Linked DNA regions of Homo sapiens: region 1 is linked to region 2. A link is an interaction called in ENCODE POLR2A ChIA-PET data of the cell type or tissue named here. Cell type or tissue: HCT116. All regions are shown on one strand.

Region 1 (5,000 bases), 460 kb after region 2:
AGGTCTCACTCTGTTGCCCAGGTTGGAGTACAGTGGTGGGATCACCGCTCACTGCAGCCTTGAATTCCTGGGCTCAGGCTATCCTGCCTCAGTCTCCTGAGTAGCTAGGACTGCAGGTGTGTGCCACCATGCCCAGCCACATTTTTTTTTAAGAAATGGGGTCTCACTATATTGCCCTGGCTAGTCTCAAACTCCTGAGTTCAAGCGATCCTCCCGCCTTGGCCTCCCCAACCACTGGAATTACAGGCATGAACCACTGCACCCAGCCCAGGTCTCATTCTTAACAAGAACCATTTAAATTGAACACTACATTTTCACTCATGGAGTGCATATATAACTATAAATTTTATTAATTGAGAATGTGCTTACATTGGCAATTCCTACATGTACTCAGACTTATTAGGCAGTCTTTTTTTTTTTTGAGAGGGAGTTTTGCTCTTGTCGCCTAGGCAGGAGTACAGTGGCATGATCTCGGCTCACTACAACCTCTGCCTCCCGGATTCAAGCAATTCTCCTGCCTCAGCCTCCCGAGTAGCCGGGATTACAGGCGCCCACACTCGGCTAATTTTTGTATTTTTAGTAGAGATGGGGTTTCACCATGTTGGCCAGGCTAGTCTTGAACCCCGACCTCAGGTGATCCACCCGCCTCAGCCTCCCAGAGTGCTGGGATTATAGGCATGAGCCACCGTATCCAGCCCTAGTCTTTCATTTTTTACCCCCCCCCCTTTTTTTTTCTTTTTAATTTTCTAACACCAGTGTCACCAATACCCCATTATTTGGTTACAGGTTTATATTTTTAATTTGTTTTGGTACACTTTCCCTTATTTTCCCTTTACTTCTCCCTTGTCTTTAAGACGTTGTGCTAGATATTTCTTACCTCACCTACCTACTTTTGTTGCCAACCCTCATTCCTCCGTTAACTTGTCCTTCTCCTCCACCCTCACCAGACAGAGTCTTGCTCCGTCACCCAGGCTGGAGTGCAGTGGCGTGATTTCGTCTCACTGCAACATGCGCCTACCTGGTTCAAGCAATTCTCCTGCCTCAGCCTCCCAAGTGGTTGGGATTACAGGTGCCTACCACCATGCCCAGCTAATTTTTTTGTATTTTTAGTAGAGACAATGAGAATATTTAACTCTTTAAACAAGCTCATTGAGAATATTTAATATTAGACTCTACCAGGAAATTGAGTGAGTATTCTAGGAGCCTGTTTCCTCAAGATGGCCATACGTCAAAGGATGATTATATTCAATGAAGTAAGACTAGCCTGGACAACATAGTGAGACCCCGTCTCTACAAAATTTTTTTTTAAATTAGCCTTGCTTGGTGGCATGTGCCTGTAGTCCCATCTACTTGAGAGGCTGAGGTGAGAGGATTGCTTGAGCCCAGGAGTTTAAGTTGCTGTAAGCTATGATTGCTACACTGCAATCTAGCCTGGGTAACAGAGTGAGGCCTCATGTCTCCCCCACCGACGGAGTTTTGTTCTTGTTGCCCAGACTGGAGTGCAATGGCGTGATCTCGGCTCACTGCAACCTCTGCCTCCCGGGTTCAGGAGATTCTCCTGCCTCAGCCTTCCGAGTAGCTGGGATTACAGGTGTGCGCCACCACACCCAGCTAATTTTTGTATTTTTAGTAGAGACGGAGTTTCATCATGTTAGTCAGGCTAGTCTCAAACTCCTGACCTCAGGTGATCCACCCACCTTGGCCTCCCAAAGTGCTGGGATTATAGATGTGAGCCACCATGCCCAGCCAGCTCATCTATTGTAGACTCCTGCCTAGTTCAGGGTCTTCATCATGTGCATGTGACTAGCATTTTATTTTTATTTTTATTTTTATTTTTAGATGGAGTCTCACACTGTCGCCCAGGCTGGAGTGCAGTGGCGTGATCTCGGCTCACTGCAACCTCCGCCTCCTGGGTTCACGCGATTCTCCTGCCTTAGCCTCCCAAGTAGCTGGGATTACAGGCACACACCACCATATGCAGCTAATTTTTTGTATTTTTAGTAGAGACAGAGTTTCACTATGTTGGCCAGGCTAGTCTCAAACTCCTGACCTTGTGATCCACCCACCTCGGCCTCCCAGAGTGCTAGGATTAGAGGCGTGAGCCACTGTGCCCGGCCGTGACTAGTATTTTTAAAAAATGGAATAGAGTAAAAAATATCAGTGCTGTATGTATTAAGTATTGGGGTTTTTTTTTTTTTGGAGACAGGGTCTTGCTTTGTTGCCCAGACTGGAGTGCAGTGGTGCTATCTCAGCTCACTGCAACCTCCACCCCAAGGTTCAAGCAATTCTACTGCAACCTCCACCCCAAAGTTCAAGCAATTCTCTTGCCTCAGCCTCCCAAGTAGCTGGTTGAGCCACCACGCCTGGCTAATTTCTGTAGTTTTAGTAGAGACAGGGTTTCACCACGTTGGCCAGGTTGGTCTCGGACTCCTCACCTCAAGTGATCTACCCACCTCAGCCTCCCAAAGTGCTGGGATTACAGGTGTGAGCCACCACGCCCGGCCAAATATTGTTTCACATAACTTTTATTTGTCTTTGTATGATGTGTATACTGGGTGACAACTTCAAATTTTTTTTTTTTTATTACTATGCATTGTGGTCAGGATGGTTTGAAAACCAAAAGTTGTTGTTGATGATGCTGTGCTTTTTGTTCCCTTCTGTACACCTAAATAGACCCTATAGTCCTAGGGTCAGACTGGCGTGGTTGAAGCATGGAAGACTTGTTAGATCTGGAACGTCCTTTCAGCTTCTGTATCAGACAGACAGATGTTAGGCACATCTCCATCTCCTAAGTATAGACCGTTAAGGTTCCGGGTTTGGAAGTAGAGAATGTCAACAAGAGTGGTCATGGTGAGCAGCAAAGCAACAGGTGACCTCTGGTCCTAGGGCAGAGGGTGTTTGGTTTTTGTACTGTTTTTTTTGTTTTCTTTTGTTGCTGGATTTTGGATAGTTCTTGATTTTTGGTCAGAACAGAGAATTTATAGGAAGCTCAGACCAACAGTCATTCACCTTCCTCCATAAATTACTCATCCAGTTAAAGAATTTTTACTATTTCATTTTTTCCTCTTTGGTGGCTTCTAAATCCTCTTTTTAATCACATCACATTCTATTTGGTGTAGAAAATCTACAACTGGTGAAAATACTTTTTATAGTAAGAGTTTCAACATTGCTGATGAGAATTGGTCTATACTTTCTATAGCTTATGTAAAATTATATTACTTCTCATGTGAATGTCCAGCTGGTAGTTTAATTTAGCCTTCATTTTATTTTTATTTATTTATTGTTTTGAGGGTCTTACTCTGTATCCCAGGCTGGAGTGTAGTGGCAAGAGCACGGCTCATGGCAGCCTGGACTTCCCTGGGCTCAAGTGATCCTTCCACCCCAGCCTCCCAAGTAGCTGGGACCATAGATGTGCACCACCACACCTGGCTAATTGTTTTGTATTTGGTTTGTTTGTTATTGTTTTCTTGAGACGGAGTCTCTGTCGCCCAGGCTGGAGTGCTGTGGCGCTATCTCAGCTCACTGCAACCTCCACCTCCTGGGTTCAAGCAATTTTCCTGTCTCAGCCCCGACTAGCTGGGACTACAGGCACACTGCACCTGGCTAATTTTTGTGTTTTTTAGTAGAGACAGGGTTTTACCATGTTGTCCAGGCTGGTCTCAAACTCCTGACCTCAAGTGATGCGCCTGCCTCAGCCTCCGAAAGTGCTGGGATTATAAGGGTGAGTCACCGTGCCCAGCCTGTTTTGTATTTTTTTGTAGAGACCGTGTCTCCCAGGCTGGTCTCAAACTCCTGGGCTCAAGCGATCTGCCCTTCTTGGCCTCCTAAAGTGCTGGGATTACAAGTGTAAGCCACCACACCTAGCCTATAGCCTTCATTTTTTTTTTATTGAGATGGCATCTCGCTCTCACCCAAGCTAGAGTGCAGTGGTGCAATCTCGGCTCACTACAACCTCTGTCTCTTGGGTTCAAACGATTATCCTACCTTAGCCTCTGGAGTAGCTGGGACTACAGGCGTGTACCACCACGCCCAGCTAATTTTTTCTATTTTTAGTAGAAACAGGGTTTCACCATGTTGGCCAGGCTGGTCTTGAACTCCTGACCTCAAGTGATCAGCCCCGTCTCTGCCTCTGAAAGTGGTGGGATTATAGGCGTGAACCACTGTGCCCAGCCCATAGCCTTCATTTTAAAATACTTTTTATAGGGTATAGTGGGAAAGGCACAGTGGTACAAATAAATTATAATTAAACTTATTTATTCATGAGACAAGGTCTTACTCTGTCACCCAGGCTGGAGTACAGTGGCACGATCATGGCTCACTGCAGCCTCCACCTTCTAGGCTCAAGCGATCCTCCTACCTCACGTTCCGAGTGGCTGGGACCATAGGCACTCACCAGCATGCCCAGCTAATTTTTAAAAGTTTTTTTTGGCCAGTTGCAGTGGCTCATGCCTGTAATCCCACCACTTTGGGAGGCCAAGGCGGGCAGATCACCTGAGGTCGGGAGTTCGAGACCGGCCTGACCAACATGGAGAAACCCCATCTCTACTAAAAATACAAAATTAGCCAGGCGTGGTGGCACATGCCTGTAGTCCCAGCTACTTGAGAGGTGGAGGTTGCGGTGAGCCGAGATAGCGCCATTGCACTCCAGCCTGGGCAGCAAGAGTGAAAGTCCGTCTCAAAAAAAAAAGGTTTTTTGTAGAGATGAGGTCTCACTGTGTTGCCCAGGCTGGTCTTGAACTCACTCCTGGCCTCAAGCTGTCTTCCTGCTTTGGCCTCCCAAAGTGCTGGGATTATAGGCATGAGCCGTCACACCTGGCCTTAAATTTATTTTGATTCAGGGTTGCTGGCCATCAGAAGTCTATTTTGGTTGCTTGGTTGGTTGTGTTGTGTTATGTTTTGTTTTGTTTTGTTTTCCTTTTGCAAGAGTAACTTTTAATTTTATTCTTTGCGTAGACTAATGTTAAAAAAGCCCTTTACATCATTCTTTTGCCATCTTTTAT
Region 2 (5,000 bases):
TAAAATATCTGTGGATTTTCTAAAACCCACTGGGAACGAGACAGGAAAAAAATGAAGACAAAGTTATCACTATGAGAGAAATACTGTCCTGTGAATTTAAGCCCCAAGTGAATAAACTCATAATAAATGATTGTGTTGGCCCCGGGTGGGGTGTGGAAAATGAGAAGCCTGAGACACAGCCCCACTGCTCAGGACCTCAGACTGTGGCCAAGCTCCCCACCCCTGTTAGATTCCTAGGGCTGCTTTAACAAATCACCACAACAAATATGGTGGCTGCAGACCACAGAAATACACTCTCCCACGGTTCTGAGAGGGCAGAGGTCTGAAATCAAGGCGTCAGCTGTGCCATGCTTCCTCCAAAGGCTCTAGGGGAGAATCCTTCCTGTCCTTTCCAGCTTTTGGTGATACCCAGCTTTCCTTGGCTTGTGGCTGCATCGCTGCCAACTTTGCCTTTATCTTCACATGGGCTCCTCCTATTCTCTCTGTCTTCTCCTCTTCTGCCCTTTATAAGGACACTTGTCATTGGATTCAGGACCCACCTGGATAATCCAGATGATCTCATCTCAAGATCCTTATGAATTACCTCTGCAAAGATCCTCTTTCTAAATAAGGTCACATCCACAGTTCCAGGAGCTAGGACGTGGACGTACCTTTTTGGGGGCCATCACTTACCCACCACCTGGCCCCCATCTTCAGTCTCACCTTCACCGTGTTGTTTCTAGGTTGAGTTGTTTCCAGGTTGAGTTGAGTGTGAGACTCCACAATGAAGGCGGGAACAAAGGTAGGGGGCAGCTGGTGGGTAAGCGATGGCCCCCAGAAAGATAAACAAGTTGCCTCATCGAAACAAACGAAAAAACAAGTTCTTTCTTTCCTGTTACCCGTTAAGCTGAGTCACTCATGCTTTCCCTCCTTCACTTAGCTATCACATTTCTCCAAAGTGTGGTTTGTATCAATACTTCTGTTTTTGACCTACCACTTACTTTTCAAAGCAATTTATTATGTTTTAAGCATACAGAAACATGTAGAGAACAATATGATTTTTTTAAATGTTAATGTTTTTCTCTCATTTACTCATTTATAGAGAAATATAACATAGAATTTTCCATTTTAATCATTTTGAAATGTATGGTTCCATTAATGATTCCCACTCACTTTTAAATGTTTGGAATTGAGAGAACTCTTACTGGACAGGGATGAGGGTAAAAGCCAAAGTCTGCCAGTGTCCATCCTCAACCTTCTCAGCCCTTTACTAAATCAGATACTGCTAACCACACCACTCTTTTTTTTTTTTTCCTGAGACAAGGTCTCATTATGTCACCCAAGCTGGAGTGCAGTGGTATGATGGCTCACTGCAGCCTCGACCTCCTGGGCTCAAGCAAGCCTCTTGCCTCAGTCTCCTGAGTAGCTGGGACTACAGGTGCCCACCACTGCCCCAGATAACTTTTTTTTTTTTTTTTTTTTTTTTTTTTTTGTAGAAATGTGGTCTCAGTATCTTGCTCAGGCTGGTCTTGGACTCCTGGCCTCAAGTGATCCCCCTGTGCCTTGGCCTCCCAAAGTGTTGAGATTACAGCCACCACACCTGGCCCACCCTTTTCTTAAAACTCCTCCCTCAGCTTCGCAGATCTCTGTCCTTTCCTTTCTCTACTATTTCTCTAGCCCCCTTCCTCTACTATTTCTCTAGCCCCCTTCCTCCTCATCTTCCTGGACTTGTCTGAGTTCCACTGAAGGCTGGACTTGTCTCTGAATCCACATTTGTATTTCCAACTGTCTTCTACGCATCCCTACAAAGATGTCCTATTGAAACCTCAAACTCAGTATGTTCAAAAGTGGACCCATGATCCCTTCTTTCAACACTTGTGCTTCCTCCACGTTCGCCCCAATCTGTACACAGCACCACCACCCATGCAGTCACCCAGTGCAGCACCATCTTGTCCTTCGTTATCCACTCTGACCCATAACTTCCATCTCTATAGTAGCTTCTCCCTCCTGACGTCTTTTCCATTCTGACTCTTGATGCTAACGCCTGCCTTCCAGTGTCAGCCTGGGACTCTATAGTAGACATCTCACAGGCTTGCCTATGTCCACCCTCTGTTTCTGTTCTATTTCCTATATTGTTAATAAATTGTTCTCCCTAAAACAGTTCTGGCCAGGCACAGTGGCTCACACCTATAATCCCAGCACTTTGGGAGGCTGAGGTGGGTGGATCACTTGAGCCCAGGAGCTCAAGACCAGCCTGGACAACATGGCGAAACCCCCTTTTCTACAAAAAAAAAAAAAAAAAAGTACAAAAATAAGCCAGACTTGGTGGCATGCACCTGTGACCCCAGCTACTCGGGAGGCTGGGGTGGGAAGATGGATGGCTTAAGCCCAGGAGGCAGAGATCGCAGTAAGCTGAGATCGTACCACCGCACTCCAGCCTGGGCAACTGAGAGAGACTCTGTCTCAAACAAACAAACAAACAAACAGACAGACAAACAAACAGAAAACACAATTCTGATACATCTAGTCAAAAACCTTCATTAACTCCCACTACTTTGAGAATAAAGCCTGAACTCCATGGCTGAACCTTCAATGCTCCCTGAGGTGGCCCTGTCCCTCCACCCCCATGCCACATTTCCTTTGCTCCAGTCAAACAGCCATGCTGCCTTTTCTCTGCACACATCCCAGGCTTCCCTCCTTACCTGTCCCCATGCAGAGTGTGAGTTTCACATTATTCTAAAAGACCTCTTTTCTTTCTGTTAAAATAAGCATAACAAAATAAGAGATACTGACTGAACAGAAGACTGTCAAATTCCACAAACTGGAATCATCCACCTCTTATTTCCTGTACCAAATAAAAAACACATCCCAGATTCTTCTTCTGTGACAGGGTTACAAACAGAGCTTTGTATGCTCATGGAATTCACCAGCTAAGAGTGGAACCATCGCCTTTTGAAGACTCAAACATTTTCTTGGTGACTCACCTGTGGGGGAATGCATCAACCTTCCTGCTTCTAATTTCTTTGACAGAAAAGGGGCTCTGGTAGCAAACACTATCACTTCAAACTTGAAATCTTGTGAATGAGGTTTCTAGGATGTCCAATAGTGCTAAAGATGTGATGCAAAAATTAAATGGAAACTTCAGCCTGCAGAAATGATGGGAGACACAAAGAGGATAGACTCTCAGGTGTTTCACTGCATGTTTATTTCTTGTACATTTCAGTTCCCAAGCCCTAGGCTTTACCAGGAGATGACATCAGAATGCTTTTAAGAAGCCCCTACATCTCACCAGTTCAGCCACACCAAAAGGAATGAATTCTTTGGAAAACCTAGGTGTGGCATCCTTTCATCCATTTGGAAAGACCTAAGTAGTATATCTTTGTGTCTATATAATAGCTGAAGTTTTAGATTCTTCTTTTGGATCCTTTTTCCACTTAGTGCTATTTCTGTCCCTGCAGTCGCTGAGATGTTCAAAAGCAGCTGAAGCTGCAGCTTTTGAAGCAGCAGGAGCACTCTGGGCACTCAAAGCCCTCAGAAATTCAGCCAAACACAAGTTAGGGAATTTTAGGTTTTCTTAGCCAAGAAGGGCACTCCGGTACATACAACCTGGGCTTGACCACTTGGTGGGCACTACTAGTGCTGTCACTGTTGGAAGGTTATACAATCTCTCTCAGCCTCTTTTTCCTCCTTTGGAAATGAAGAGTACTAAGATTGCTTTGTAGAGTTGTTGTAAGGATTAAAAATAACAACACATCAAGAGCCTAGCTCAGGATCTGGCACTGAAAAGGTTCTCAGTTAATAGTAAAATTGTTTATTTATTTATTTATTTATTTATTTATTTATTTATTTATTCATCTATTTATTTTATTTTTTTGAGATGGAGTCCCACTCACTCTGTCGCCAGGCTGGAGTGCAGTGGCAGAATCTTGGCTCACTGCAACCTCTGCTTCCCAGTTTCAAATGATTCTCTTGCCTCAGCCTCCTGAATAGCTGGGATTACAGAAGTGCTCCACCAAGCCCAGTTAATTTTTGTATTTTTAGTAGAAATGGGGTTTCAGCATGTTGGCCAGGCTGGTCTCAAACTCCTGACCTCAAGTGATCCTTCCACCTCGGCATCCCAAAGTGCTGGGATTACAGATGTGAGCCACCACACCCGGCCATAAAATTATTTTTAACACTGTAAATTTTGGGTGAAAAGGAAGACTAGGTTGTCCTTCCTTAAGAATCCCTTGTGTATATATAAGATATAAGGGATTTTTCTTTAAAGAAAAATAACCCGTCTATTAGTTAATGTATACCCTTCAGATTTGTGTCCTGGGAACACACGTTTGCAGTTGATCTATTTTAACACTCTTAAATTTTTAATATTATTTTCCGTCATTTCTTAGGTATGACACTGACAATTCTTACATTTAAAAGCAAAATCTTCACGTTTGTCATATCCTTCCATAGGCAAGGAGAGTTTCACTGTCTATGGGAGATGAATGCCTCAAGGATATTCCCACTATTCCCAGAACAGAGCTCGACCTTCATCCAAGGGCCCTCCTCTGCCCCCACTTTTACTTCCTGTGGGCTGGGTGAGGCTTCATCCCAACTCCAGGGATCCACCAGGTGGCCCAGATGAGGCCACAGTGAAGATCGGGCATAGTCATTGGTTCAGAGATGGGCATGTGACCTACACCAAGCCAATCAGAGAGTCCCTAGGGCATTGTGGGAGCCACTAGAAAAGACCTTCACTCTTCCCTGCAGGACACAAACCTGAGAGGGCAGGAAGTCCACGCTGCCACCACGGGGTCACCACAGGGAGCCTGGTGGGGACACAGGTAGGAAGGCAGGCCAAGCAGTGAGCGACATTCAATGAGGGACATTCAATGGAACAGAATGAGGTTTGAGCACTGGAGGAAAAATCCAGAGTTGAAATAGCAGAAGGGGCAAAGGGTGAAGGAATTAAAGGATGAAAGAGAAGACCAGGGGAAGAGGAGCCTGAGAACGGAGGGAAGGATTAAACAGGGAAACCGAAG

Evidence for each region. ChIA-PET counts read pairs that join two places held together with the same protein. Peaks named below come from ENCODE experiments on the same cell type or tissue, not always from the same donor. Only the 100,000 strongest peaks of a DNase experiment are listed, where the experiment ranks them.
Region 1: POLR2A ChIA-PET joins it to region 2 with 5 read pairs; 3 of 35 experiments call an interaction of 5 or more read pairs at or near these places.

Annotation. Positions count from the first base shown.
Region 1 is chr6:111,002,365-111,007,364 of GRCh38, forward strand. All of the region lies in intron 6 of RPF2 (ribosome production factor 2 homolog), which reads left to right. Among named protein-coding and RNA genes, the nearest start is that of RPF2, 23 kb to the left of the region's middle. In HCT116, no CTCF peak of the experiment used is centred here; no DNase peak of the experiment used is centred here.
Region 2 is chr6:110,544,839-110,549,838 of GRCh38, forward strand. It overlaps LOC105377940 (a long non-coding RNA gene), which reads right to left and starts at 4,563. Exons shown (of 7, transcript XR_007059703.1): 1 at 4,390-4,563; 2 at 2,964-3,125; 3 at 2,682-2,735. It overlaps LOC105377939 (a long non-coding RNA gene), which reads left to right and starts at 4,725. Exons shown (of 3, transcript XR_942862.3): 1 at 4,725-4,802. In HCT116, a CTCF peak has its summit at 4,525; DNase peaks (open chromatin) are centred at 2,913 and 3,240; H3K4me3 peaks cover 1,264 bases; H3K27ac peaks cover 1,737 bases.